3 separate regions of the Homo sapiens genome follow, and all the other regions are linked to region 3. A link is a loop called in an ENCODE intact Hi-C map of the cell type or tissue named here. Cell type or tissue: sigmoid colon. All regions are shown on one strand. Each heading gives the region's core, and the rest is flanking DNA. Links, peaks and the distances in the headings are about the cores only.

What was found. Hi-C counts contacts between places; a loop is a spot of excess contacts. Peaks named below come from ENCODE experiments on the same cell type or tissue, not always from the same donor. Only the 100,000 strongest peaks of a DNase experiment are listed, where the experiment ranks them.
Region 1: it touches region 3 in a loop (2.0-fold over the local background); 3 of 110 quality-filtered maps call a loop at or near these places.
Region 2: a loop joins it to region 3, with 2.4 times the contacts of the local background. A loop is called at or near these places in 2 of 110 quality-filtered maps.

What each region holds. Positions count from the first base shown.
Region 1 is chr7:74,582,788-74,592,755 of GRCh38, forward strand. GTF2IRD1 (GTF2I repeat domain containing 1) reads left to right here. Exons shown (of 27, transcript NM_005685.4): 23 at 7,064-7,141; 24 at 8,038-8,230. Among named protein-coding and RNA genes, the nearest start is that of MIR10525, 8.2 kb to the right of the region's middle. RefSeq lists enhancers at 4,413-5,000, 5,001-5,587, 5,067-5,116, 5,137-5,296. In sigmoid colon, for the core only: no CTCF peak of the experiment used is centred there; DNase peaks (open chromatin) are centred at 3,987 and 4,774; H3K27ac peaks cover 791 bases.
Region 2 is chr7:74,418,183-74,428,150 of GRCh38, forward strand. No RefSeq gene overlaps it. Among named protein-coding and RNA genes, the nearest start is that of GTF2IRD1, 31 kb to the right of the region's middle. In sigmoid colon, for the core only: no CTCF peak of the experiment used is centred there; no DNase peak of the experiment used is centred there.
Region 3 is chr7:74,509,317-74,519,284 of GRCh38, forward strand. GTF2IRD1 (GTF2I repeat domain containing 1) reads left to right here. Exons shown (of 27, transcript NM_005685.4): 3 at 3,514-3,655; 4 at 6,125-6,280; 5 at 8,823-9,006. Among named protein-coding and RNA genes, the nearest start is that of WBSCR23, 18 kb to the right of the region's middle. In sigmoid colon, for the core only: no CTCF peak of the experiment used is centred there; a DNase peak (open chromatin) is centred at 5,105.

The DNA of each region.
Region 1 (9,968 bases), core at 2,556-7,555, 74 kb after region 3:
ATCCAGCTCCCACCAGAGCCTCCCCTACTCCATTTCCTTCAAAAACTCACGATTTAAAAAAATGTAGCCTGGGCAACATAGCAAGATCCCATCTCTACAAAAGATGGAAAAATTAGCTGGGTGTGGTAGCCCACACCTGTAGTCCCAGCTACTGCACTCCAGCCTGAATGACAGCAAGACCCTGTCTCTACCAAAAAAAAAAAACCACGTAATTCTCTTTACTCTAAATTAAATAAAAAGAAAGAGGTAGGAAAATGCAAGAACAGCTACAGAGAAAAATCAGTGTTCTTCCTGAGCTTGATGTTGACTGAGCTAGAGAATCCCACAGACAAGGTATATTGTGGGCCTTGCACAGTGTCTGCACGTAGTATGTGCCAAGCTTGTTTTTTATTTTTTAATTTTTGTTTGGTTGTTTGTTTGAAACAGGATCTAGCTCAGTCACCCAGGCTGGAGTGCAGTGGGGCAATCATGGCTTACTGCAACATTGACCTTCCAGGCTCAAGCAATCCTCCCACCTCAGCCTCCCAAGTATCTGGGATTACAGGCACACACCACCATGCCCAGCTAATTTTTCTTTTTTTTTCTTTTTTTTTTTTTTTTTTTGTGGAGACAGGGTCTTGCCATGTTGCCCAGGCTGGTTGCAAACTCGTGGCCTCAGTCTCCCAAATTGCTGGGATTACAGGCGTGAGCCACTACATCCGGCCAGTTCTTGGTGTTATTGACAAAGGCATTTAGCCCCACTCCACCCCTCCCACACTCCAGAGGTGGTCAGGACGCCTCCCCAAACTGCCAGCCCCCTCAGCCAGCCCGGCCCCACTTTCCTGACATGCACACTCCCACCACTTCTGGTCCACCGCCTGGGACCTGTGCCCCATATAGAATTGCCATAGTATCCTATCGACTGCCCCGTAGTGTCACTCCTGGTTAGCTGCAGCCTGGTTTAGGGTTGCACTTCTTCCCAGACCAGGCAAGACTTGGAAGGAAGAGGGGAAGTTTCCTGATTGGCTAAAGCATGTTGAGCACCTGAAATCACAGGATACTACAAGTTTCCTTGTGTCTTACTCACCGCTCACAACTGCCTTGGAGGTCCGTGTGATGAGCCCCAGCGTGCAGATGAGCCCACATCCTTGGAGCTTTGGGCCCCGTGTGGTGGTCACCTCCTCTGGGAAGTCCTCCCTGACTCCCAGCTGGGTCAGGATCCCTGCTATAGACCCCCGTGGGCCATGTAAACCAAAAGTGCCTGAAACAGGTCTCAATCAATTTAAAGATTTATTTTGCCATGGGGGAGGACACAGCCAGGAAAAAGAGACTCAAGCTGCAATAGGGTCTGTGGCCTGTGCTTTTTTCCAGAGTTTTGAGGACTTTGGTATTTAAAGGGGAAAGAGGGCCTGGGTACGGTGGCTCACAGCACTTTGGGAGGCCAAGCCAGGTGGATCACCTGAGGTCAGGAGTTCGAGACTGGCCTGGGCAGCATAACAAAACCCCATCTCTACTAAAAATACAAAAAATTAGCCAGGTGTGGTGGCGGGTACCTGTAATCCCAGCTACTCTGGAGGCTGAGGCACGAGAATCACTCGAACCCGGTAGGCGGAGGTTGCAGTGAGCCAAAATCATGCCACTGCACTCCAGCCTGGAAAACAGGGAGACTCTGTCTCGAAAAATAAAAAAATAAAGGGGGAAGAGGAATAGTTAATGATGTATTTATCCTGTGCTCAGTAAATCTGCCTTTTACATAAGATAAAGTAAATAGAGTAGAGGAAGTCATATAGGCATTTGTCTTGGGTAGACAGAGCAATGATTTCTATTCTTATCTTTGTCCCCTGCCTGTGAAGATAAGCTGTGAATTTACATGGCCAGGGTGAGGGAGGCCACCAGGGGAGCTAGGTGGCCTTCTATCTTGCAGCCATCTGTTTAGGAACAAAAGGCTATTGCGTGACTCAGTTCCCAAGCTTAACATTTCCCTTTGGCATAGTAAGTTTGGGGTCCCATGTTTTTTGTTTGTTTGGGTTTTTTGTGTGTTGTTGTTGTTTTGAGATGAAGTCTCGCTCTTGTCCCCCAGGCTGGAGTACGATGGCGCGATCTTGGCTCTCTGTAACCTCCGCCTCCCAGGTTTAAGCGATTCTCCTGCCTCCGCCCCCGGAGTAGCTGGGATTACAGGCACCTGCCACCACGCCTGGCTAAATTTTGTACTTTTAGTTGAGACGGGGTTTCACCACGTTGGACAGGCTGGTCTCGAACTTCTGAGCTCAGGTGATCCACCCACCTCGGCCTCCCAAAGTGCTGGGATTACAGATGTGAGCCACCGCGCCCAGCCTGTTTGGTGTTTTTTTTTTTTTTTTTTTTGAGACGGAGTCTTGCTCTGTCGCCTAGGCTGGAGTGCAGTGGCGCAATCTCAGCTCACTGCAACCTCCACCTCCCAGTTCAAGGGATTCTCCTGCTTCAGCCTCCTGAGTAACTGGGATTACAGGCATGCACCACCACGCCCAGCTAATTTTTTGTATTTTTAGTAGAGACGGGGTTTCACCATGTTGGCCAGGCTGGTCTGGAACTCCTGACCTCAAGTGATCCACCTGCCTCGGCCTCTGAGAGTGCTGGGATTATAGGCGTGAGTCACCGTGCCCGGTCTGGGCCTCGTCTTTGAGAGGCCTGCTAAGCTTCTTTCTGTCCTGCAGGTTTCGTAGAGCTCTGACTTTGAGTCTCGCTCTGTCCCGACACAGGAGAAGACAGAGGTGTGGCATTGTGGGCTGAGAGCAACAGATTAGAGGAAACTATCTTAAAGATTAAGCCTTCTTTCTACAGCTACTGTAGGGGAGCCTGGGCATGGTGGTTCACGTCTGTAATCCCAGCACTTTGGGAGGCCGAGGTGGGCGAATCACCTGAGGCCAGGAGTTGGAGACCAGCCTGAGTAACATGGTGAAACCCCATCTCTACTAAAAATACAAAAATCAGCCAGGTGTGATGGTGGGTGCCTGTAATCCCAGATACTCGAGAGGCTGAGGCAGGAGAATCACTTGAACCCAGCAGGCAGAGGTTGCAGTGAGCCAAGATCGCACCACTGCACTCCAGTCCAGCCTGGGTGACAGAGCAAGACTCTTCCAAAAAAAAAAAGAAAAAGAAAGAAACTGTAGAGGAATCTGAGACCTCAGGAAACCCAGGGCTCATGGTAGAGTGGAAAGACCAGGGCTTTGGGGTTGACACAGAGTACTCCTGGTGCTTAGAGGCTGTGTGACCTTGGGCAAGTTTCTTTACCTCTCTGAGCCTCTGTGTCTTTGGCTGCAGTGTCTAGGAAAGCATCTGCACACAGTGATGTGTGTGATCCAGGCCATCCTTTCTCTGTTCTGTGCATGCATGGCCATGCCTGCTGAGAATCCTGCCACCAAAGATTCCTCAGTGGCATGGGGACAGATGGAATGTGCTGTTGCTTCCCTGCAGGCTCTAGGAGCTGGTCCTTGGGCCCAGGACTCCATCACTGTTGTCTGCATGGATTTGGACAAGGGTGGCCTTGATTCTTCCCACATCCTAGTCCTGAAAGGAAGGCCCGTGTTGGGTCACAGGAGAAGACGAGGGTTCTAGGGGATGTGGAGCGTGGGGTCTTTGTGTGGCTGAATTAGAGGCATTACTCCACGAGATAGGGACACGGGAGGAGGACGTTGTCTGGAATGGCTGATGTTTGCAGTGTCTCTGGGCACGCAGGGGGGCTGGCGGGCCGTGCCTGAAGACAGATCAGCAACTCAGAGATGTGCAGAGATTGCTGAGTGTGGGTGTGGACGGACCAGGCCAGGGACCTGCAGGGTTTGGGAGGACCTGAGGTGGTGGGTGTTGGAGCCCTGGGAAAAGGAGGAACCAGGCCAAGCAGGTGCCCAGCCTCTGTCCTGTGGGAAGCTCCCTGCTCTTTGGGGCAACCCCCACATGGGGAACAGGGCCTCCATTCTGGCAGCTTGCGCACGGGAGGCCAAGCCACCCAGACGGGGTCAGCAGACTCTAAGCAGCACAGAGCACCACGCCAGGAGATGCAGTTCCCAAGGCAGCCTCCTAAACAGAAGTGAGCTCTTCCCAGAGTTTTCAAGATTAAAAGAGCCAGACACAGTGGCTCACAACTGTAATCCCAGCACTTTCGGAGGCTGCGGACAGGAGGATCGCTTGAGCTTAGGAGTTCGAGAACAGCCTGTGCAACAGAGAGAGACTCTCTCTACAAAAAATTTTAAAAAAACTTAGTCTGGCATGGTGATTCATGCCTGGAGCCCCAGCTACTTGAGAGGCTGAGTGGGGAGGATTGCTTGAGCCAAAGAGTTCAAGGCTGCAGTGAGCTATGATGGCACCACTGTACTCCAACCTGGGAAACAGGGTGAGACCCTGTCTCAAAAAACAGGAGTCAGGCTGGGCACAGTGGCTCACGCCTGTAATCCCAGCACTTTGGGAGACCGAGGCAGGCAGATCACCTGAGCTCAGGAGTTTGAGACCACCCTGGCCAATATGGCAAAACCCCATCTCTACTAAATATACAAAAATTAACCGGACGTTGTGGCAGGCGCCTGTAGTCCCAGCTCTCAGGAGGCTGACGCAGGAGAATGGCTTGAACCTGGGAGGCAGAGGTTGCAGCGAACCGAGACCGTGCCACTGCACTCCAGCCTGGGCAACAGAGTGAGACTCTGTCTTGGAAAAACAAAAAGAAAAAAAAACAGGAGTCATTTTGCTCCAAAGACCCATCAGTCTGCTCTGCCCTGAATCATCCGGCCCTGGCTCCCTGCCTGCGTCTAGCTCCACCCCACAACATCTCACCCTTACCGAACCCGCCTGCCCCAAGAGGCCCAGCCCATGTGACCCCACGCTTCTCAGAGAGGAGATTTCCTGTTGGACATGCAAACCACCCTTCCTGCAATCCCAGCCCCGTCCTCAACCCTGGCACAAGCCCACAGGCTGCTGCAGAGCTCTGCCCCAGACCCCATCTCCAGCCCAACCCCCACTCAGCCTTACAGCCCAGCTCAGGCCCCATCTCCAGGGCTAACTGACTCCAGCAGCTCCTCTAGGCTACAGGGAGGGGAGAGCAGAGCACACCAGGGCTCAAGCAGCAGATAGGCCGTGACGGTTACCTGGGCAGTGAGCAGGGAGAATGCACGGCCCCCACACTCCCAGACACGGTCTGTTTCCCATTCACAGACCTTGGTCAGCGAGCGGTCAGGGGATTTCCAACAGCCCAGCACAGTGACACCGGCCCCTGTGCATGGACCCCACTAGGCCCATCAGTCATCTCCCCTGTACCACCCCAAAGTTCAGCCACTTCCAGGACATGGGATCTTTTTCTTTTTTTCTTTTCTTTTCTTTTTTTTTTTTTTTTTTGAGACGGAGTTTCGCTCTTGTTGCCCAGGCTGGAGTGCAGTGGCGCGATCTCAGCTCACTGCAACCTCCGCCTCCTGGGTTCAAGCAGTTCTCCTGTCTCAATCTCTTGAGTAGTTGGGATTACAGGTGCCCGCCACCACACTCGGCTAATTTTTGTATTTTTAGTAGAGACGGGGTTTCGCTATGTTGGCCAGGGTGGTCTCAAACTCCTGACCTCTGGTGATCTGCCAATCTCAGCCTCCCTCAGTGCTGGGGTTACAGGCGTGAGCCACCGCACCCAGCCAACACAAGATCTTTCACGCTTGAGTGCCTATGCATGGCTGGTCCTTCTGTCCTGGTGGCTTCCCACTGCCACTCCGTCCTTCACAAACTCCTACCTGCCTTTTTGGAGCCCATTTTTTGTTTGTTTGTTTGTTTTCATTTTTGTTTGAGACAGGTCTCTGTCTCCCGGGCTGGACTGCAGTGACGTGATCTCTGCTCACTGCAACCTCCACCTTCCAGGCTCAAGTGATTCTCCTACCTCACCCTCCTGAGTAGCTGGGACTACAGGTGCCCGCCACATGCCCAGCTAATCTTTTTGTATTTTTAGTACAGACGGGGTTTCACCATGTTGGCCAGAATGGTCTCGAACTCCTGGCCTCAAGTAATCTGCCTGCCTCTGCCTCCCAAAGTGCTGGGATTATAGGCATGAGCCACCATGTCAGGCCTTGAGAGCCCATTCAAGCATCCTTCTCTCTTGGGGGAGGTCTCCCCAGACTTGCCCACAGAGGGTGGGCACCCTCATTCATGCCCCTTGTCTCCTAAGTGTGTCCTGTTGTACTTTAGTGACCAGATGACACCCCCTCTGGCTGGGAGCCCCTCAGGGAAGCAGCCCTGCCTCTTCTCTTTAGGTTGTTTTGTGCCCAACACAGGGCCTGTGCTGGGGACACTGATAAAAAAATGTGGGATGGGCTGGCCACCGTGGCTCACATCTGTAATTCCTGAACTTTGGGAGGGCAAAGCAAGAGGATCACTTGAGGCCAGCAAGAGGATCACTTCAGCCTGGGAAACATAGCGAGACTCCATCTGTACAAAAACTTTAAAAAATTAGGCATGGTGGCACACATCTTTATTCCCAGCTACTCAGGAGGCTGAGGTGGGAGGATCACTTGAGCCTGGGAGTTGGAGGCTGCCGTGAGCTATCTATGATCCACTGCTGCCTTCCAGCCTGGGTGACAGAGCAAGACCGTGTCTCAAAAAAAGAAAAATGGATGGAGGGACAGACCAATAACTGATGCTAGAAACCAGCTGCAGCCAGGCACAGTGGCTCACACCTGTAATCCCAGCACTTTGGGAGGCTGAGGCGGGTGGATCACCTGAGCCAGGAGTTTGAGACCAGCCTGGGCAACATGGTGAAACCCCATCTCTACTAAAAATACAAAAATTAGCTGGGCATGGTGGCACGTGCCTGTGATCCCAGCTACTTGGGATGGTGAGGCAGGAGAATTCGCTTGAACCCAGAAGGCAGAGGTTGCAGTGAGCTGAGATCACGCCACTGCACTCCAGCCTGGGCAACAGAGCGAGACTCTGTCTCAAAAGGAAAAAAAAAAAAACAGCTATATAGGAGTGGGTCGGCCCTGCAGAGAATGTAATGTTTTGGCAGATCAGGGACGCCTGGTGGGAGAAGCAGCAGGTCCAGTGGCTAAGCTGGTGCCAACTCTCATGCCCCCTTGTCTTCCTCTTGTAGATGAAGATGACGCCAACAGACTCGGGGAGAAGGTGATCCTGCGGGAGCAGGTGAAGGAACTCTTCAACGAGAAATACGGTCAGTGCCTGTGGTCAGGGTCAGCACACCAAGCCCTCCTCCCGGGGGTGGTGGGGGGCCTCCCTCTGCAGCCAGCCTGGCTTTCAGGAGCCCCCAGCTGGCTGCCTGCTCCCTGGTGACATGGCTGCTCTGCCCATGACCCACGTTTTGTGTATGTTGATTTTTTTTTTTTAAACAGGGTCTCACTCTGTTGCCCAAGCTGGAGTACAGTGGCGTATCTCCGCTCACTGCAGCCTTCACCTCCTGGGCTTAGGTGATCCTCCTGCCTCAGCCTCCCAAGTAGCTGGGACTACAAGCATGCGCCAACACTCCCGGCTAATTTTTCTATTTTTAGTAGAGACAAGGTTTCACTATGTTGCCCAGACTGGTCTTGATCTTCTGGGTTCAAGCGATCCTCCTGCCTTGGCCTCCCAAAGTGCCAGGATTACAGGTGTGAGCCACCATGCCCAGCCTGTAGGTCTTGATTTTTTTTTTTTTGGAGACAGAGTCTCACTCTGTCGCCCAGGCTGGAGTGCAGTGGCGGGATCTCCACTCACTGCAAGCTCCACCTCCTGGGTTCACGTCATTCTCCTGCCTCAGCCTCACGAGTAGCTGGGACTACAGGTGCCCGCCACCACGCCCGGCTAATTTTTTTGTATTTTTTTAGTAGAGACGAGGTTTTACCGAGTTAGCCACGATGGTCTCGATCTCCTGACCTCGTGATCCTCCTGCCTCAGCCTCCCAAAGTGCTGGGATTACAGGCGTGAGCCACTGCGCCCCACCAGGGTCTTGATTTTTAAACTCTCTGGGTGTGATGGCTGCTGGGCTAGGGCAGCCCAGACTCCAGCCCTTTCCCTAGAGGGCTTTGCCATTGACAGGAGACATCTTTCCTCACTGTGACTTCCTGTGCCCTCTAGGTGAGGCCCTGGGCCTGAACCGGCCGGTGCTGGTCCCTTATAAACTAATCCGGGACAGCCCAGACGCCGTGGAGGTCACGGGTCTGCCTGATGACATCCCCTTCCGGAACCCCAACACGTACGACATCCACCGGCTGGAGAAGATCCTGAAGGCCCGAGAGCATGTCCGCATGGTCATCATTAACCAGCTCCAGTGAGTGCCCGGCCTCTGGAACGGGGAACAGAGAGGGCGAGGCCATGGGGAGGGTGAAAGTCAAGGTCACGGTGGGTCAGCTGGGATCCAGACCCAGGTGTACTGTAATAGTTCCTGCCTCTTTCTCCTGAAACATACAACTTCAACAGTCATGGACATTTACTTATTTTTAAAGATTATTTTTTAGATATTACATTTGTTCTCTGGGGAAAAAACAAAACATGTTTTAATTAAATTTGACTTTTTCTGACTATACAATTCTGATTTTTAACATTTAAATATAAATATGTTTATTTAAATATGAATATTTATTATATATTTTAGAATAATTATAATTCCATAGTCTCAGTGATTCTCTTTTTTTTTTTTTTTTTTTTTTGAGACAGAGTCTTGCTCTGTCACCCAGTCTGGAGTGCAGTGGCACGATCTCAGCTCACTGCACGCTTCACCTCCTGAGTTCAACCGATTCTCGTGCCTCAGCCTCCCAAGTAGCTGGGATTACAGGTGTGCACCATCACACCGGCTAATTTTTGTATTTTTTTGGTAGAGATGGAGTTTCACCATGTTGGCCAGGCTGGTCTCGAACTCCTGACCTGAAGTGATCTGCCCGCCTCAGCCTCCCAAAGTGCTGGGATTACAGGCGTGAGCCACTGCACCCAGCCTGCATTATTACTATTATACCGTATATCCTTACAATCTTTTGGGTTTTGGTTTTTGTTTTGAGACAGGGTCTCACTCTGTTGCCCAGGCAGGAGTACAGAGGTATGATCATGGCCCAGTGCAGCCTCAACAGGGTCTCACTGTATTGCCCAGGCTGGTCTTGAACTCCTAAGCTCAAGTGATCCTCCCACCTCGGCCTCCCAAAGTGCTGAGGTTACAGGTGTGAGCCACCACACCCAAACCTGGGTGGCCCAGTTTTTTTTTTTTAATACAATAGATTATTTGATTATTTTCAGAATAATACACACAGCAACCTGGAAAATACAAAAAGATAGAAGAAAAGAAGATAGCTGTAACTCTCCTACTGAAAGTCAACACTGTGATGCATTTCTTTATATTTTTAAATTATTATTTTATTAATATATTATTACTTTCTTTTTGAGATGGACTCTCGTTCTGTCACACAGGCTGGAATGCAGTGGTGTGATCTCAGCTCACTGCAACCTCCACCGCCCAGGTTCAAGCAATTCTCCTGTCTCAGTCTCTCAAGTAGCTGGCACTACAGGCACACGCTACCACACCTGGCTAATTTTTTTTTTGTATTTTTAGTAGAGATGGGGTTTCACCATATTGGTCAGGCTGGTCTCAAACTCCTGACCTCAGGTGATCCACCTACCTCAGCCTCCCAAAGTGCTGGGATTACAGGCATGAGTCACCACACCCAGCCCCCCCTTTTTTTTTGTATTGCACAGGCTAGTCTCGAACTCCTGGGCTCAAGCCATCCTCCCATGTCGGCCTTTCAAAGTGCTGGGATTATGGGGGTCAGCCACCACACCTGGCCTGTGGTGTATTTCTTTCTTTCTTTTTTTTTTTTAAGATGGAGTTTTGCTCTTGTTACTCAGGCTAGAGTGCAATGGCACGATCTCAGCTCACTGCAACCTCCACCTCCCAGATTCAAGCAATTCTCCTGCCTCACCCTCCCGAGTAGCTGGGATTACAGGCATGTGCCACCACCCCAGCTAATTTTGTATTTTTAATAGAGACAGGGTTTCTCCACGTTGGTCAGGCTGGTCTCGAA
Region 2 (9,968 bases), core at 1,680-6,679, 92 kb before region 3:
GGACTTGCTGCCTCCAGGGTGGCTCCAGCCCCGTCTAGACCCCCTCCCAGCCACCCTCTCCCGCTGCCACAATTTCCAGCTGGCCCCACGCACAGCTGTGCCTCGGTTTCCCAGCAGCCCCAAGCCTGGAGTTCACCAGGAGCACCTTCACAGCCCCGCACCGGGTCCGCAGCCTGGGGTCCATCATATTCATCACACTCTGGGCCCTGTCCCCCACCCCCAGCTCAGGCCTCAGATCCTGCCTCCAACCCCACACCCCCAGGCCTTTCCAAGTGACCCACACACATGCATGGGCACACACACACAGATACATACACACATACACAGAGACACACATACATGTACACATCATATATATATACACGCACACAGAGACACATATAAACATGCACACACGTACACACATACATGTACACACGTACACACATGCATACACATATACATACACAAACACATACATACACAAACACTATAGACACGTACACAGACACACACAAATACGTACACATACACAAAAACTCATACACATACACAAACACGTACATACACAGACACACAAACACTACAGACACATGTACACACGGACAAATACACATACACACAGACACACATACATGTACACATATACACATGTACACAGGTACACACGCACATACACACGTTACACACAAAGAGATGTATACTCACATACACAAACATGCACATATATACACACAAACAATATACATACACATACACATACACACACGCATATACATGCATATACATCCACACTTGTGCACACATACACACATGCACACACACACACTTTTTCTTCACGGCCTGCAGAGACGCGCCCATCGGGGACTTGATTCACACCTCTCTCCCTAGAGGGGAGTGCTCTGTGTGCACCGCAACATATCTCTAACCTCTTTTTTTAAATTGACAAAAATTGTATCTATTTATGGTGTGCAATATGATGTTTTGAAATATGTATAAAGTGTGGACCAGCTACATCAAGCTAATTAGCATATGCATTACCTCATTTGTCTTTTTGTGGGGAGTGTGCTGAGAACGCTTAAAATCCACTGTCTTGGTACTTTGCAAGTTTAGAACACATTGTTATCAAGGATAGCCACCATGTTGTACTTGGATCTCTTGAACTTAGTCCTCCTAACTGAAATTTTTGTGTGTTTTTTTCCTTGTGTGTGTGTGACAGAGTCTCACTCTGTTGCCCAGGCTGGAGTGCAGTGGTGCAATCAGCTCACTGCAGCCTTCATCTCTGGGCTCAAGCCGTCCTCCTGCCTCAGCCTTCCAAGTAGCTGGGACTACAGGTGTGCACCACCATGCCCAGCTAATTGTTTGTATTTTTAGAGAGATGGGGTTTTGCCATGTTGCCCAGGCTGGTCTCGAACTCTTGGGCTCAAACGATTGGCCTGTCTCAGCCTCCTAGATTGCTGGGATTACAGGCATGAGCCACCACTGCCACCCCCACATCTCTGACTCTCAGCCCAGGGCGTGGCACACAGGTGCCCACGAGTGGCTGTCAGACGGATTGATCAATTCCACCACTGCACAAACTTCCATCTTCAATCTTGCACTCCACCTCAACTGCTCTCCCAGAGCTCCAGACACTGCCAGGTTGCCCCCGCATCCTGACAAACTGTCCTCTTTCTGTACCCTTTCCAAGTCATCTAATTGTCCTCATTTTTGTTTTTTTTTTTTTTTTTTTGTAATTTGAGTTTATTTGACCATCTTGATCCGAAATGTTCAAGCTTTTGGCTATAGTTTTCTTCATTTATTTATTCAATATTTTTTAGTAACTCTATTAATTAATTGATTTCCTTCCTTCCTTCCCTCCCTCCCTCCTTCCCTCCCTCCCTCCTTCCCTCCCTCCCTCCTTCTCTTCTTCCTTCCCTCCTCCCTCCCTGCCTCCTTCCTTTCTGCCCACCCACTTTCTTTCTTTCCTTCTTTCTTTCTTTTTCTTTCTTTCCTTTCTTTCTTTCTTTTTTCTTTCTTTTTCTTTCCTTCCTTCTTTCTTTCTCTTTCTTCTTTCTCTTTCTTTCTCTCTTTCTCTCTCTTTCTTTCTTTCTCTTTCCTCCCTTCCTTTATCTCTTTTTCTTTCTTTCTTTTTCCTTCTTTATTTTGAAGTGGAGTCCCGCTCTGTCACCCAAGCTGGAGTGCAGTGGCGCAATCTCTGTTCACTGCAACCTCTGCTTCCCGTGTTCAAGCGATTCTCCTGCCTCAGCCTCCCAAGTAGCTGGGATTACAGGCATGCGCCACCACGCCCAGCTAATTTTGTATTTTTAGTAGAGTCAGGGTTTCACCATGTTGGTTAGGCTGGTCTCAACTCCTAACCTCAGGTGATCCACCCAGAATTGTTTTCTTTAAAACAACTTTTCTGTACTGGACATGGTGGCTCACACCTGTAATCTGGCACTTTGGGAGGTCGAGGCGGGAGGATTGCTTGAGCTTAGGAGTTCGAGACCAGCCTGGGCAACATGGTGAAACCCCAGGCATGGCGGCACATGTCTGTAATCCCAGCTACTGGGGAGGCTGACGTGGGAGGATCACCTGAGTCCAGGAGGCCGAGGCTGCAGTGAGCCATGATCATGCCACTGCCCTCCAGCCTGGATGACAGAGCGAGACCCTGTCTCAAATAAATAAATAATAAATAAATAAATAAAGCTGTTTTTCTTTCTTTCTTTCTTTCTTTCTTTCTTTCTTTCTTTCTTTCTTTCTTTCTTTCGTTTGTTCTTTCTTTCCTTCCTTCTTTCTTTCTTTTATTTCAGTCCTCTTTACTTGAAAGTTTATCTCTTGTTCAGAAAATAAATATGGGCCAGGTGCGGTGGCTCATGCCTGTAATCCTAGCACTCTGGGAGGCTGAAGCAGGAGGCTCACTTGAGCCCAGGAGCTGGAGATCAGTCTGGGCAACATAGTGAGACACTGTATCTTTTTGGGGATTTTTTGGACAGAGTCTTGCTCTGTCGCCAGGCTGGAGTGCAGTGGCGTGACCTTGGCCCTCGGCTCACTGCAACCTCTGCCTCCTGAGATCAACTGATTCTCCTGCCTCAGCCTCCTGAGTAGCTGGGACTACAGGTGTGCGCCACCACACCCAGCTAATTTTTTTGTATTTTTAGTAGAGACAGGGTTTCACCATGTTGGCCAAGATGGTCTCAATCCCTTGACCTCGTGATCCCCCTGTCTCGGCCTCCCAAAGTGCTGGGATTACAGGCACGAGCCATCACGCCCTGCCTGACCCCCAGTATCTTCTTAAAGAAAAAAGAAGAAAAGAAAAGAAACAAGATATTCTTTCTCCCTAATGCCAGTTCTTCATCTGCGGTCCCCTTCTCTGCACCGTCTCTCTGTCTCCTGGGTGGTCATCTCCATCTTCTCAGACTTACGTCTTTAATGTTTGTATTTTTAATCTTTTAATCCCAGACCTGAGGCATTGATCATCTATCTTCTTAAATCACATTTATTTTGTCACTTTATCATTATTTTAAACCTCTTAACTTTTATCTCTTGTGGAGAGTAACTTTTAAGACCAACTTCATAGCTTTTCATTTTAATTTTGTATTTGCTGATTTTAACTTTGTAATACACATTAGCCCTCTCATTTATAAGGTATTCATCTTATTGGTGCTGCTAGTCTTTTAATTTCTTTTATCTGAACTATTTTTCATGATTATAAAGAAAACTCTTGATTTTAAATCTTTGCTGGCTTTTTTTTTTTTTTTTTTTTTGAGACACAGTCTCACTCCATCGCCCATGCTGGAGTGCAGTGGAGTGATCTTGGCTCACTGCAACCTCTGCCTCCTGGGTTCAAGCAATTCTCCTGCCTCAGCCTCCCACATAGCTGAGAATACAGGCATGCGCCACCACGCCCAGCTGATTTTTGTATTGTTAGTAGAGGTGGGGTTTCACCATGTTGGCCAGGCTGGGCTCCAACTCCTGACCTCAAGTGATCCGCCCTCCTTGGCCTCCCAAAGTGCTGGGATTACAGCCGTGAGCCACCATGCTTGGCCTGGCTCTTTCATATCCTGAGCCTGAAAGTCCTTTTTTTTCTCAGTGATTACTTTTTAATCTTCCAGGCATTCATTCAATCCTCACAAAACTCTATGTGGCCACCCCTGTTTGTGTGTTGTTGTTGTTGTTTTTGTTTTTTTTTAGAGACAGGCTCTCACTCTGTCGCCAGGCTTGAGTACTGTGGTGTAATCATCACTCTGCAGCCTCGACCTCCCGGGCTTAAGCGATCCTCCTGCCTCAGCCTCTTGAGTAGCTGGGACTACAAGCACACACCACCACACACAGCTAATTTTTAAATTTTTTGGCCAGGTGCTGTGGCTCATGCCTGTAATCCCAGTGTTTTGGGAGGCTGAGGTGGGAGGATTGTTTGAGCCCAGGAGTTCAAAGCCAGCCTGGGAGACATAGCAAGACCCTGGTCTCTATGAAAAAAAAAGTTATATGTATAACAGGCCAAGGTGGGCTCTGTTGTCAGGCTGGAGTGCAGTGGCGCAGTCTTGGCTCACTGCGACCTCCGACTCTCAGGTTCAAGCGACTCTTCTGCCTCAGCCTCCCGAGTAGCTGGGACTACAGGTGCACGCCACCACGCCCATCTAATTTTCACATTTTTAGTAGAGACAGGGTTTCACCATGTTGGCTAGGACGGTCTTGATCTCTTGACCTCGTGATCCACCCACCTCAGCCTCCCAAAGTGCTGGCATTACAGGTGTGAGCCACCACGCCCGGCCTTATAATTTTTTAACTTCCTGTAGATATGGGGTCTTGTTCTGTTGTCCAGGCTGGTCTCAAATGCCTGGCCCCAGGCAATCTTCCCACCTCAGCCTCCCGAGTAGCTGGGATTAGAGGCATGAGCCACTGCAGCTGGCTGAGGGAGGGCTTTGGAGAAGAAAGGGCAGAGGTAAAGGGAGAGAAGGACTGGGCAGTGTGTTGAGTGGCTCAGAGCAGCCACTCGGCTCCCTATTCAAGGAGAAGTGTGACATTCCGTGGCAAACTGTGACGAATCCACCTCTCCAAAACCCCGTTCAAGTTTGCTGTTCTCAGAGAAATAGGAAATTCTGCCATCTTGGTTTGGATTCCCCAAAAGCAGAGCCAGAGAATTTGGGTGCCGTGGTTTGGGAGGTGATCCCAGGACACCTGTGAGGAGTGGGATGGGGAAGAAGCCACTAAAGGGGGCATTTATGACCAAGCACGGTGGCTCACACCTGTAATCCCTGCACTTTGGGAGGCCGAGGCGGGAGAATTCGTTTGAGCTCAGGAGTTCAAGACCAGCCTGGGCAACACAGTGAGAACCCATCTCTATTAAAAATTTTAAAAATTACCTGGGTGTGGTGGCTCACACCTGTGGTCCCAGCCACTCAGGAGGCTGAGACAGGAGGATCGCCTCAGCCTGGGAGGTTGAGGCTACAGTGAGCTGTGATCACGCCACTGCACTCCAGCCCGGGTGGCAGAGTGAGACCCTGTCTCAAAAAATAGTAATAGTAATAAATAAAAATTAAAAAAAAATAAAGGCTGGGCACAGTGGCTCATGCCTGTAATCCCAGTACATTGGGAGGCCAATGTGGGCAGATCGTCTGAGGTCAGGAATTTGAGACCAGCCTGGTCAACATGGTGAAACCCCATCTCTACTACAAATACAAAAAATTAGCCGGGCCTAATGGTGCATGCCTGTAATCCCAGCTACTTGGGAGGCTGAGGCAGGAGAATCGCTTGAACCCGGGAGGCAGAGGCTGCTGTGAGCCGAGATCGTGCCAAGCCTGGGCGACAGAGCAAGACTCCATCTCAAAAATAATAATAATAATAATAAATAAAAATAAAGAGTGGGGTTTATGGGCTGGGCATGGTGGCTCGTGCCTGTAATCCCAGCACTTTGGGAGGGCCGAGGCAGTTGGATCACCTGAGGTCAGGAGTTTGAGACCAGCCTGGCTAACATGGTGAAATCCCATCTCTACTGAAAATACAAAAATTAGCTGGGCATGGTGGTGGGTGCCTGTAATCCCAGCTACTCAGGAGGCTGAGGCAGGAGAATTACTTGAACCAGGGAGACGGAGGTTGCAGTGAGCCTAGACTGTGCCACTGCACTCCAGCCTGGCCGACAGAGTGAGACTCTGTCTCAAAAAAAACAAAAACAAACAATCATAAAGAGTGCGTTTATGAGCAGGTGAACTTTGGGGGCAGCTGGGGATGGGTCTGGCTGGGAATCCTCCATGAGGCTGGGGACGGGATGCCTCAGGCTTGTAGCTGGGATGTGTTTGGTTGGCAACTCCACCCCCCAGTGGTTGAGGTTCCCCCGGCATTCAGCCAGACTCCCTCCGAGAGAACAGATCTGTTTCCTCTGTGCCCAGGGTCTGCCACTGTGCCCTGCCCGAAGCAGGTGCTCTATGTGATGCTAGCGGAGACATGGACCTCAGAAGCAAAGTGACTTCAGATCCCCAGGTGCCTTATGGAGCACCAACAGTCACTTCAGCCCCACACAGGGAACTCCCGGGGAAGGAGTCGTGGGTCACATAGGGAAGACAACACAGTCCCTGCCCTCTGGGAGTGCCCAGCCCTGCTGAGGAAAGGTGACCTGTGTCAGCGCCCACTGGCCAGGCATCATGCCTGTGTCCAGCACATGTGGAGTTATTAAGGTCCCCCTATAATCTGTAATCCCAGCACTTTGGGAGGCTGAGATGGGAGGATCGCTTGAGTTCAGGAGTTTGACACCAGCCTGGGCAACATAGCAAGACCCTGTATCTAAATAATAATAATGATAATAATAATTTTTTTAAAAAAGGAAATGCAGGTATTCAGGGACAGCCAGTCCTGTTTGCCCAGCTCTGTGCCAGGCCACATATGGGACTAGGAGGCACAGGGGCTGAGAAAGAAAGGGACATGGCTGGGTGCAATGGCTTAAACCTGTCATCCAAGCACTTTGGGAGGCCAAAGTGAGAGGATCACTTGAGGCCTGGAGTTTGAGACCAGCCTGGGCAACATAGTGAGACCCGTATCTACAAAAAATAAAAAATTAGGTGTGCATGGTGATGTCCACCACTAGTCCCAGCTACTTGGGAGGCCGAGGTGGGAGGATCACTTGAACCTAGGAGGTCGAGGCTGCAGTGAGCTGAGATTGCACCACTGCACTACAGCCTGGGTGACAGAGCAAGACTTTGTCAAGAAAAAGAGAGAGAGAGAAGAAAAAAAAGAGGGAGGGAGGGAAAGAGGGAAGGAGGGAGGGAGGAAGAAGGAAGGAAGGGAGGAAAGGAAGGAAGGAAGGAAGGAAGGAAGTCCATCCTAACTCTTTTTTGTTTTTTTTCTTGAAACGGAGTCTCACTTTGTCACCCAGGCTGGAGTGCAGTGGCTCGATCTCAGCTCACTGCAAACTCCACCTCTCAAGTTCAAGCAATTCTTGTGCCTCAGCCTCCCGAGTAGCTGAGATTACAGGCATGCATCACCATGCCCAGCTGATTTTTTTTGTAGAGACGGGGTTTCACCATGTTGGCCAGGCTGGTCGCGAACTCCTGACCTCAAGCGATCTACCCGCCTCGGCCTCCCAAAGTGCTGGGATTACAGGAGTGAGCTGCCGTGCCCGGCAACTTCTTTTTTTTTTTTTCTTTTAATTGAGATGAGGGTCTCGCTATGTTGCCCAGGCTGGTCTGGAACTCCTGGGCTCAAGCAATCCTCCCACCTTGGCTTCCCAAAGTGCTGGGATTACAGGCGTGAGCCACTGCGCCCAGCCTCCATACTAACTCTTGATGAAGCCACAGTCCAGGGAGGGAGATGGGAGCTTCCTAGGAGAAGGGAACCATCTGAGAGGCTCAAGTCATGTGGTCAATGGAGACAGGAAGGGAGGAAGTAGCTCAGAGAAGCAAGAAATCTAGGATGACTTCCTGGAGGAGGCAGGTTGAGGCTGACATCTGGAGAACAGAATGGAAATGTTTCCTGGTGGCCCCAGCCCTCAGGGACCATGGCCCTGGCTTGCCCCACTTTTCCTCTTCTTGTACTCCCGTGAGGATCTGCTTTCCCCAAATACTCCAGGAGCTCGTAAAGCCTACATGATCCTGCTGTGTGAGATACAGGGACCAGGTCTAATTCCAGCACTGAAGCCCTGAATGGCCTTGGGCAAATGTCTCCCCTTCTCTGAGTCTCCATGTCCTCATCTGTTAAATGTGCTCATCATGCACTTTACCCTTACACATTTGTTGTGGGGCTAAGGAGATCATGTGTGGTTTCTGAGCCAGAAGTGAGCAAAGCTCTGTAGTGATCACACCACCCAGCCCCCTTAATTCACTGATAGGGAAACGGAGGCCCAGAGAGGCAAAGGTCACCGGGACAGCTACATCAACTTTCTTTTTTTTTTTTTTGAGACAGTGTCTCACTCTGTTGCCCCGGCTAGAGTACAGTGGCGCAATCTAGGCTCACTGCAACCTCTGCCTCCCAGGTTCAAGCAATTCTCCTGCCTCAGCCTCCTGAGTAGCTGGGACTACAGGCACGCACCACCACGCCTGGCTAATTTTTTTTGTATTTATAGTAGAGATGGGGTTTCGCCATATTGGCCAGGCTGGTCTCGAACTCCTGACCTCGTGATCCACCCACCTCAGTCTCCCAAAGTGCTGGGATTACAGGCGTGAGCCACCGCGCCTGGCTTTACATCATCTTTCAAGCCCTGGCTCAAAGGCCCTTTCTGGTGCCTCCAGGCCAAGCTGGTTGCTTCTGGCTTTGCTGTTTTTGTTTTTTTTTTTCTTTTTTGAGACAGAGTCTTGCTCTTTTGCCCAGGTGGGAGTGCAGTGGCGAGATCTCAGCTCACTGCACCCTCCACCTCCCGGGTTCAAGCAATTTTCCTGGGCTCAATCAGGCTCCACAAGCTGTGCCTGCGACTGAGCCTCCGGAACGAAGGGAGTGTGCCCTTCTCCTGAGAAGCTGGGTTTCTCCCAGGGTTGGTGGCGGGGAGGTGGGGGGGTCCCAACCTGGGGAGGTGGGGGTTGCTGTCTTCTTTGGCACCTCAGAAATGTTAATTGAGGGAAATTATGCAAAGGAGCCTGGATTGGAAATGCTCATTTGGACCTCAACAAGGTGGCTACGTTAAAAATAGCAAGAGGGGCTGGGCGCGGTGGCTCACGCCTGTAATCGCAGCACTTTGGGAGACAGAGGTGGGTGGATCGCTTGAACCTGGGAGTTCGAGACCAGCCTGGGCAAAACCCTGTCCCTCCTAAAAATTAGCTGGGCGTGGTGGTGCGTGCCTGTAATCCCAGCTATTCAGGAGGCTACTCAGGAGGCTGAGGCGGGAGAATCACTTGAATCCGGGAGGCAGAGGTTGCGGTGAGCTGAGATTGTGCCACTGTACTCCAGCCTGGGCAACAGAGCGAGACTCTGTCTCAAAAAAAAAAATGTCTAGAGGAAGGAGTTAAGTTTGGGATTGGAGAGAGGATGCCAGGCCCTTTGTCCTATGAGGTCCAGGCTCCTGGGCCCCTGAAGGGTCATCAGGCCTTGCAGCCTGAGCATGGACCCTGGCTCTAACAGTCTGTGACCCCCACTGCACTCCTGCCCGCTCTAGTTCCTGCGGTACGGCCCTTTCACATTGTGGACACCCAAGCAACAAATCTAACAATCAGATTGGTAGCTGACACCTGTAATCCCAGCACTTCGGGAGGATCACTTGAGCCCAGGAATTCAAGACCAGCCTGGGCAACAGAGACCCCCGGTCTCTACAAAATAAAATACAACAATTAGCCGGGTGTGGTAGTAAGTATGTGTATTCTCAGCTACTCGGGAGTCTGAGGCCAGAGGATCACTTGAGCCTAGGAGGTGGAGGCTTCAATGAGCTGAGATCACACCACTGCATCCAGCCCGGGTGACAGAACAAGGCCCTGTCTCATATAAAAATATTTAAAACATTTTTTTAATCAGATATGACCATGTCAATACTCTGTATATAACCTGCTAAGGCTCCCCATTGCCCTCAGGATAAAGCCAGGCCTCTTAGTCCT
Region 3 (9,968 bases), core at 2,231-7,230:
ACTGCACTCCCGCCTGGGCAACAGAGGGGGACTCCGTCTCAAAAAAAAATAAATAAAAATAAAAAAATTAGACTGGCATGGTGGCACATTCCTGTAATCCTGCCTACTCAGGAGGATGAGGCAGGAGAATTGCTTGAACCTGGGAGGCAGAGGTTGCAGCGAACCGAGATCGTGCCACTGCACTTCAGCCTGGGCAACAGAGGAGACTCTCTCAATTAAAAAAATTTTTTTAAATAAAAATAAAATTAAAAATCTGTCTAACATCAGTTAGCTGCGCTCCTGCATTTTAGGATGATGAAGCACAGAGAGGGTAGTACCTTGCCCAAAGTCACACAGCATGACCAGTTTTGTTTTGTTTTGTTTTGTTTTGTTTTTGAGACGGAGTTTCGCTCTGTCGCCAGGCTGGAGTGCAGTGGTGTGATCTCGACTCACTGCAACCTCCGCCTCCCAGGTTCAAGCAATTCTCCTGCCTCAGCCTCCCCAGTAGCTGGGACTACAGGCCCCCACCACCACACGTGGCCAGATAATTTTTGTACTTTTAGTAGAGACCGGGTTTCACCATGTTGGCCAGGATGGTCACAATCTCTTGACCTCGTGATCCGCCCACCTCAGCCTCTCAAAGTGCTGGGATTACAGGCGTGAGCCACTGCGCCTGGCCCAGCAAGACCAGTTTTTAGAGCGAACTTCTGGGTACAAAGTCTCCCCGAAAAATAAAGGACCTCCTTCAAGCTGTTCCTGCTGTAGGTGGCTCAAGGGCTGCTTAAGTGGTGTTTGGGGCAGCGGTGGGAGACACCCCTGGAAAAGGGGCTGGGTGCCACACTCTCTCCATGATGACCCCTCCCCTATGCAGAGTGACTTTCATGAGGAGGGGGCCCCAGGAGCTCAGCCCTGTGTCCCAAAGTACTGTGAGCTTGGCATTGATGGAGGTGTGGCTGATGTGGGCAGTGATGGGCGATGCCATGGCCACTAGTGACATGTGGCTATTTGCAATTTTTTTTTTTTTTTTTGGAGATAGGGTTTTGCTCTGTCACCCAGGCTGGAGTGCAATGGCGCGATCTTGGCTCACTGCAACCTCCGCCTCCTGGGCTCAAGTGATTCTCCTGCCTCAGCCTCTGGAGTAGCTGGGATTACAGGTGTGCGCCACCACACCTGGCTAATTTTTTTGTATTTTTAGTAGAGACGGGGTTTCACCATGTTGGCCAGGCTGGTCTCAAACTCCTGACCTCAGGTGATCCACCTGCCTCAGCCTCCCAAAGTGCTGGGATTACAGGTGTGAGCCACTGCCCCTGATTCATTTAAATTCGAATTCGTTAAAACGAAATAAACAACTCAGTTGTTCAGTTGCACCAGCCTCATTTTACGTGCTCAGTAGTCAGAAGTGGCTGGTGTCTATGGATTGGACAGTGCAGAGGTAGAATGTTTTCATAGTCATAGAAAGTTACACTGGGTTGGCCAGGCGCAATGGCTCACGCATATAATCCCAGCACCCTGAGAGGCTGAGTGGGGCAGATCACTTGAGGCCAGGAGTTTGAGACCAGCCTGGCCAACATGGTGAAACTCCATCTCTACTGAAAATACAAAAATTAGCCAGGCATGGTGATGCATGCCTGTGGTCCTAGCTATTCGGGAGGCCGAGGCAGGAGAATCGCCTGAGCCTGGGAGGCAGAGGTTACAGTGAGCCGAGGTCGTGCCACTGCACTCCAGCCTAGGTGACAGAGCAAGACTTTGTCTCAAAAAAAAAAAAAAAAAGTTCTACTTGGCAGCAGTGGTCTAGTGAGTGTTTCAGAGCCTCCTTGGAGGAGCACATGACCCTATAGTTATCCTAGCAGTGCGAACAAGACAGGCTCCCCCGTCCCTGGGCCTTTTAAGGGTTTCCTGAGGGACCCTATGGGTGACAATGATATTTGCTTAGCAGTAACTTAAGTCCAGCCTCCTCCAAATGCTAGGGTCTTTTGGTGACCTGTAGGGAGGGTGGGCTGAAGGGATGTGCCTTCGTCACCCGCCCCCAATCTCATCCTCTTCCCCACCAGCTCTGGGTGCCTTTAGGTGGGTGAGTTTTCTGCCATGGTCTCGGCGTCTTCAGCTGAGCGGTGACTGTGGGATGAAGCAGCTCTTTCAGCTGTGATGGATGAGAAACAGCTGGATTTATTTGTTTTATTTTTTGTTAATAGTCTACAGTGTTCCCGCGCAGAAAGGGAACAGCAAGCTTTTGTTTTCATCTTAGAAGAAAATGAATGCCCTGTGTTTTAATTTTCCAGTAGGGACCCTGGAGGACAGGCTTCCTGGCCCCACGCCGCGTGCACCTTCCTAACCAGAGCGACTCCAGGCTGGGGCTGGCACAATAGGCAAGATTATGGCCCAGAGAGGTTACCTGTCCCAGGCCACGCAGCACAGAACTGCGTTTGGAAGCCAGACTTTATAGCTGCCAGCACTACCTGACTCAGATGAAAACCAGCATTTATTAGACACAACTGCCTGCCACAGGCTTCACAGTCAGGGTTTTCCTGGTGGGGTAGGTCAGAGACCTGAGATGCTGGTGGTCTTGGTTGTAGGGACCCCCTACATTAAGGCCTCTGGGCTATGGGGCTGCAGACCTCGACTCTGGGGCCATGAGGATAGCCAGCTGCCTGTATACCCATATAGGGTGTCCCAGTTTAGAGATCTTTTTCCTCCAACCATTGAATCCCCATACCCAAGCCCAGTGGCACTGTGGAACTGGGCTGCTTGTCCCCAATTCTATAGACGTGGAAACTGGCCACGCAGAGTGGCTCACGCCTGTAATCCCAGCACTTTGGGAGGCTGAGACGGGCAGATCACCTGAGGTCAGGAGTTTGAGACCAGCCTGGCCAACATGGTGAAACCCCATCTCTACTTATAATACAAAAATTAGCAAGGCGTGGTGGCGGGCGCCTGTAGTCCCAGCTACTCGGGAGGCTGAGGCAGGAGAATCGCTTGAACCTGGGAGGCAGAGGTTGCAGTGAACCAAGATTGTGCCACTGCACTCCAGCCTGGGCGACAGAGTGAGACTGTGTCTCAAAAAACAAAACAAAACAGATGTGGAAACTGGAGCCCAGAGGAGGGACGTGACTTGCTCAAGTCCCACAGCAGAAGTGGCCGAGGTGGGATTGCAGCCCCAGTCTGTCCAGTCCCCGCCTGTCCTGCAGTTCTTCCCACCTCCTCCTCATCCAGGACTTGAGAGGGGCCAAGAAAACCCAGCACGGCATTGTCCCTGGGGCTGGGGCTAAGGGGGGCCTACCCCAAGGAGGAGGACCTTGGAGGGAGGAGCAGAGGACACTTGTCCTCCTCCACCCCCCATCGCCAATGCCTGCAGGGCCATTTCATTCAGTCCCACTACAGAATCTGAGACCAAGAACAGTAGAGGGGCCGTCTGTCCCTGGAGCTGCTGCTGGGGTCTCAGGCAGCTGGGAGCTCACATCCCACCCCCGAAGTGGATACTAGAGGTGTTCGGAGTATGGGGAGCCCTTCCGCTCACACAGCCTGCCCTTCCCACAGTGCTCAGCGCTGTCCAAACTGAACGCCGAGGTGGCCTGTGTCGCCGTGCACGATGAGAGCGCCTTTGTGGTGGGCACAGAGAAGGGGAGAATGTTCCTGAATGCCCGGAAGGAGCTACAGTCAGACTTCCTCAGGTTCTGCCGTGAGTACCCCAGGGCTCCGGAGGGCCGGGCCCGCCATTTCCCGAGGGCAGGCGCTCTAGCCCATCTCTGGGTCCCCAACCCTGTCTAGCCAGGGTGGCGGTGTGTGGGGAGTGAACCTAACAAGCTAGGTTGTCTGAGATTCCCGATGTGGTGTTATTGAGGCAGCCCCTGAGTTGATAGAGACTGGCTGGGTGAACCCCAGGGTAGGCCAGAGCCAGCCACTTCCATCTGCCTTTTCCAGATGGGGACACCAAGGCCAAGGCTGCTGCTCAGTTCTTCCTCTTAACTATGTATTCCTGAACACAAGGACCAAATGCACTTATGCCAACACAATTTTTTTTTTCTTTAAATGAGACAGAGTCTTGCCCTGTCACCCAGGCTGGAGTGCAGTGGCACAATTTTGGCTCACTGCAACCTCTGCCTCCCAGGTTCAAGTGATTCTCCTGCCTCAGCTTCCCGAGCAGCTGGGATTACAGGCACCTACCACCACGCCCAACTAATTTTGTATTTTTAGTAGAGACGGGGTTTCACCTTGTTGGCCAGGCTGGTCTCGAACTCCTGACCTCAGGTGACCCGCCCACCTCAGCCTCCCAAAGTGCTGGGATTACAGATGTGAGCCGCCATGCCTGGCCATGTTCCAATAAGATTTATTGAATGCCTGCTGTACATAGCATCTTTTCTGATGCTAACTCACCTACCCTGACATCAACCTGAGGGGGCAGGCACTGTCATGGCTATAGTCAGGGTTAACATCTTAGGCCAGGTGCAGTGGCTCATGTCTGTAGTCCTAGCACTTCGGGAGGCTGAAATGGGAGGATCACTTGAGCCCAGGAGTTGGAGACCAGGCTGGGCAACATAGCAAGGCCTCTGTCTCTACAAAAAATTTAAAAATTAACCAGGCTTGATGGTGTACACCTGTAGTCCCAGCTGCTTGAGAGGCTGAGGCAGGAGGATCACTTGAGCCTGGGAGTTCAAGACTACAGTGAGCTACGATGGCACCCCTGCACTCCAGCCTGGGTGACAGTGAGTCCCCATCTCAAAAGAACCATGGTATAGCATGAGGTTAAGAGAACGGGCCGCCTGGGTCCACAACTGCTGTGCCTCAACCCACTCATCTGTGAAAGGGGAGGACGGGTGGGTCTGAGGGTTAAACGAATTGGTACCTTGCAAGCACTTAGGGCAGTGTCTGGCACTTGGTTCACACTCAATAGACACCAGCTGTTGTTACTATTATTAGTATTCACCTCACACCCCTAAGATCAGCTGTTTCAGGGAAGGGCATCCCCCAGCGCTGGGCCTAGCATTACTGGGGTGCAGCCGCATCCCCAGCCAGCCCCCCACCCCCCTCAGCCCTCAGAGCCTAGACCTTCTCCAGGGCCAGGATGGGGGACTGGGCCGGGTAGAATGGACAGCAGCAGGTCGTGTGGCACCCCAGCCGCCCAGAGCCTGAGGCGGTGCACCTGCCTTCTAGAGCCACGCAGAGCCGCTATTTATAGCACCAGGAACTCGGCTGGTTTATTTCAAGCTCCGCAGATCCCAGAGGAGAATAGGCTCCAAGCTGGGAGGGGGCCGCAGGCCCCTCCTCTCATCTCCTTTCCAATGCAGCTTCTAGAACATTCCCCAAGGATCCACCAACACTCTCCGGTCCCCACCCTGGCCCAGCCTGGCATGAACCTGCTGTTTGCAACCCACGGCCTCCTTGGAGCAGGGGTTGGGGGGTGCCTCCCAACCCTCTGCCGGAGGGTTTTCTCTCCCTCCGGCAGAGCAGAAAACGGTGGCATAGATTGGTCAAGACAGTGTTCGTGTCAGAGCACAGAAAGGCATGGATGGGGCCGGGCATGGTAGCTCACACCTGTAATCCCAGCACTTTGGTCAGGAGTTCGAGACCAGCCTGGCCAACATGGTGAGACCCCATCTCTACTAAAAATACAAAAATTAGCTGGGTAAGGTGGCAGGCGCCTATAATCCCAGCTACTCGGGAGGCTGAGGCAGGAGAATCACTTGAACCCTGGAGGTGGAGGTTGTAGTGAGCCAAGCTTGTGCCACTGCACTCCAGCCTGGGCAACAGAGCGAGACTCTGTCTCAAAAAAAAAAAAAAAAAAAAAAATAGAAAGACACAGATGGAACATTCATCGAACCTCAGTTCTGAGCTGGAATAGCTGGCCTCCCGTGAACATTCACAGACTGAGGCTCAGAGAGAGAAGGGACTAACCCAAGGTCACACAGCAAATTAGAGGTGACCAGAGGTGAGGCCCAGCCCTGGGAACTCTGAGATGACCAGCCCTGGCCCTCAGTGGGGTGGTTGGAATAGGGCTTGCTCACTCATTAATTCTTCATTCATTCATTCACTTGTGTATCACATTGTGTGCCAGTCTCCGCAGCTCAGCACAGGGCAGCGACATCCCAGCTCGAAGGCCGGGTGGTGAGACGGGTGCTCACTGTGGCCTCGCGTGCTCTGTGTCCCACAGGAGGGCCCCCGTGGAAGGATCCGGAGGCAGAGCACCCCAAGAAGGTGCAGCGGGGCGAGGGTGGAGGCCGTAGCCTCCCTCGGTCCTCCCTGGAACATGGCTCAGATGTGTACCTTCTGCGGAAGATGGTAGAGGAGGTGTTTGATGTTCTTTATAGTAAGATCCTTCCTCATTCCATTTGGGGGCCCCAGGGAGGGTGGGAGCCTCGGTCCCCACCCAGCAGAGGGGGCCCCCTCCTGTCCCACTATGGGCCCTGGGCAAAGCCGGACCCCAAGGCATGGGGCTACTGGCTACCCCAGCCCTTCCTCATCTCTGCATTCCCAGACACAGAAGTTCTGCTCCAGCCGTTTTCCAAACCTCCACCCCTACTGTCCCTGCCCTGGCTCAAGTCACTGCCACCTCTCGCCTAGAAATAGCCCCAGGCTTGCCACGGTCTCCCTGCTTCCAGACCAGCTCTCTACACCTGCCCTGCAACCAAGGGTATCTTCTCAAAGCACAAGTCTGATCATTAATGAAGCTCTTCTCTCCACAGCCTTCGGGGGCTCCCCATCACCCTGAGCATGGCACAGGGGCCCACACACCCATCCTCATCCCCTCCACACCTTCTTCTCCCACTAGGTGACAGGGCCCTACTGACCTCTCTACAGAACCACTTCCAGTTCTCCAGCACTCGCTGGTGCATTTCACATGCCCTGGACTTCGCGCTGTTACATCTTTTGAGACTGCCTTTCCCCTCCTGTGTCTGGCAGACACCTGCGTGGCACTGAGGCTCTGCTCCTGGAAGCCCCCTCACAGTGGGTTTAGGCCCCTCTCTTGGCACCCACAGTGCCCTGTCCCCTCTCCAGCCCAAGAGCTCTCCAGAGTCAGGGGCTGTGTCTGCCCTTTCTAGCTGTCTCCAGCCTACAGTTCAGAGCCCAGCAACAGCAGGTGCTTGGAGAATGTTTGTTGAATGACTAAGTGAAGGCTGATTGCTCAGCCATGTCTTTCCTGCAGGAAGAGGAGACCTGGCCTCCCTTGGGAAGCGTCAGGTTGCAGAGGGCCTCAGGGCCCCAGTGGTGGTCTTCACACGCCCTGGGAAACATCGGGCAGGTCCCTTTGGTGCTCAGGGTCCCACCTCATTCATTTCTGATTTGGCTTTATCCCTTCTCCTACTGTAGCCTTTGGTTTTATGGAGCAAAGGTCTGTGAGGAAACTTCTGCTGTTCTTATGTCAGAAGGAGGGGTACCCAGAGGCCCTGGGTGGTCACACTGGCCACCCTGGGATGGGGGACTTGCCACGCATGGTTGGCTGTGCCTCTGTCGACACTTTTGCCAGCTGCAGGGCCCCGCGCCCCTGCCCGCCTTGCCCTGGCCCCCCTTGTCCACTTTGGGCAGAATTCAAGGAGGCTATGAGAGGATGGGCCTCTTTCTGGCTCAGGGTGGGGGCTGTAGCATGGAGGTGACAACAGATATCCCAGTGCCCAGTCCTCAGTCCCCAGCCTGCCTCCCCTCCTCTGTGCCCCCGAGCCCCCATCTTTGTTCCTGCGTCTTCTCAGTCTGTCTCTTTCTCCTCTCTCCTGTCTTTGTTGTTGTTGTTGTTGTTGTTGTTGTTGTTGTTGTTTTGAGATGAAGTTTCACTCTGTTGCCCAGGCTGGAGTGCAATGGCATGATCTCGGCTCATTACAACCTCCCCCTCCTGGGTTCAAGCAATTCTCCTGCCTCAGCCTCCTGAGTAGCTGGGATTACAGGCACCTGCCACCACACCTGGATAATTTTTATATTTTTAGTAGAGACGGGGTTTCACCATGTTGGCCAGGCTGGTCTCAAACTCCTGACCTCAAGTGATCCACCTGCCTCGGTAATCCCAAAGTGCTGGGATTACAGGCGTGAGCCACCACGCCCAGCCTCTCCCATCTTTTTCTCAATCCCCTATTTTTGCTCCCTCTCCACTTCCTCTTCTTCTTACTTTCTCTCCCCCCTCTCGGTCTCTCTCCCTTCCTCCCTACACCTTTTTTTTTTTTTTTTTTTTTTTGAGATGGATTCTCGTTCTGTTACCCAGGCTGGAGTGCAGCGGCTCACTGCAACCCACCTCCCGGGTTCAAGCGATTCTCCTGCCTCAGCCTCCCAAGTAGCTGGGATTACAGGCATGCACCACCACACCCAGCTAATTTTTGTATTTTTAGTAGAGACGGGGTTTCATCATGTTGGCCAGGCTGGTCTCGAACTCCTGGCCTCAAGTGATCCTCCCTCCTCAGCCTCCCAAAATGCTGGGATGACAGGCGTGAGCCACCACGCCCAGCCCTTATAGCTTTTTCCTTGCAGCCTGGCTCATGCAAGTCCCCACTTCTCCGTCTCTTCTGCCCTCTTTTCTCCTACCGGATTGTCTGCCTCTGCTCTGTCCTCTGGGCCCTTGAGTCCCCGATTTCCCCTCCAGCCAGGTGCCCAGAGTGGAGAGGGGCTTGGTCGGGGAGGGCAGCAGGGAACCTGCTTGGTGGGGGAGCCCCAGCCCCCCAGATGCAGACAATTGGGCCTTGTCCACACCACCCACCCCCAGCCTGCAGGCGGTTATTCTGCACAAAGTCTGCAGTTATGAGGGGTCCATGGGAACCCCGCACCAAGGGGAGCCACTCAGCACTGCCCCCACTCTGGGGCACAGCAGCCCCGACCCCAGCCTGGCTGCCCTCTCATACCAGGCCCCTCTCCTGGACTCTCCCCTACAGGCGAGGCCCTGGGAAGGGCCAGTGTGGTGCCACTGCCCTATGAGAGGCTGCTCAGGGAGCCAGGGCTGCTGGCCGTGCAGGGGCTGCCCGAAGGCCTGGCCTTCCGAAGGCCAGCCGAGTATGACCCCAAGGCCCTCATGGCCATCCTGGAACACAGCCACCGCATCCGCTTCAAGCTCAAGAGGTGAGTGAGGTAGCCGGCCCGGGGCTGGGCTGGGGCTGGGCCAGGGCCGGGTCAGGGCCGGGGGCTGGAGGCCACTTAGCCAGAGGGGAAGGGACTTGAGATGCCCGTGGGGGACCCTGGTGGTGAAAGCTCCCAGTCTGATGGTGGAGGTGAAGTGAAAGCGAAGTCATAGAACAGGATCTGAGCCAGGTCATTAAGCCTTGAAGTCTTCCCAGGGAAGTTGCATTGCAGAGAGACTTGAAGAGACATGACTTGGGACAAAATAGCACCAAAGTGGTCGGGTACAGTAGCTCATGCCTGTAATCTCAGCACTTTGGGAGGCTGAGGTGGGAGGATCACTTGAGGCCAGGAGTTCAAGACCAGCCTGGGCAACATACCAAGACCCTGTCTCTGCCAAAAAATAAAAATAAAAAAAATTACCCAGGTGTGGTGGTGCACACCTGTCATCTCAGCTGTTCAGGAGGCTGAGGCAGGAGGCTTGCTTGAGCCCAGGAGTTTGAGGATGCAGTGAGCTGTGATTGCGTCACTGCACTCCAGCATGGGCAACAGAGCAAGACCCCATCTCTTAAAAAAAAAATATGGCATTTTAGGTGTCAGAAACGGGAGAACCATGTCCTGTGCTTGCTCAGGTTGTAAATCTGGGGTTAATTAGGGATCCAGGGGAGATTAGGTTGTTGAGGCTGGTCTGAGGCAGTACCAGTTGTCAGGAGAGCCAAGAAGGCAGCCTGAGGGCTTAAGGTTGAACCCATCTCTGCTAAGTGCCCCAGGCAATGCAGAGGCAGGAAGGGGAGGGGTGCAGCAGGAGACAGGAGGCAATCAACCGCACCTGGCGGGATCTGAACAGTGGATTGGAGCAGAGGGGCAGGGCCCAGGTCCTCCGGTGGCCTAGCTCTGTGGCCCTGGGCACACCATTCCCACCTCCGAGCCTGCATCCCCACTTGTGAAGTGGAAGAGCAGCTCCT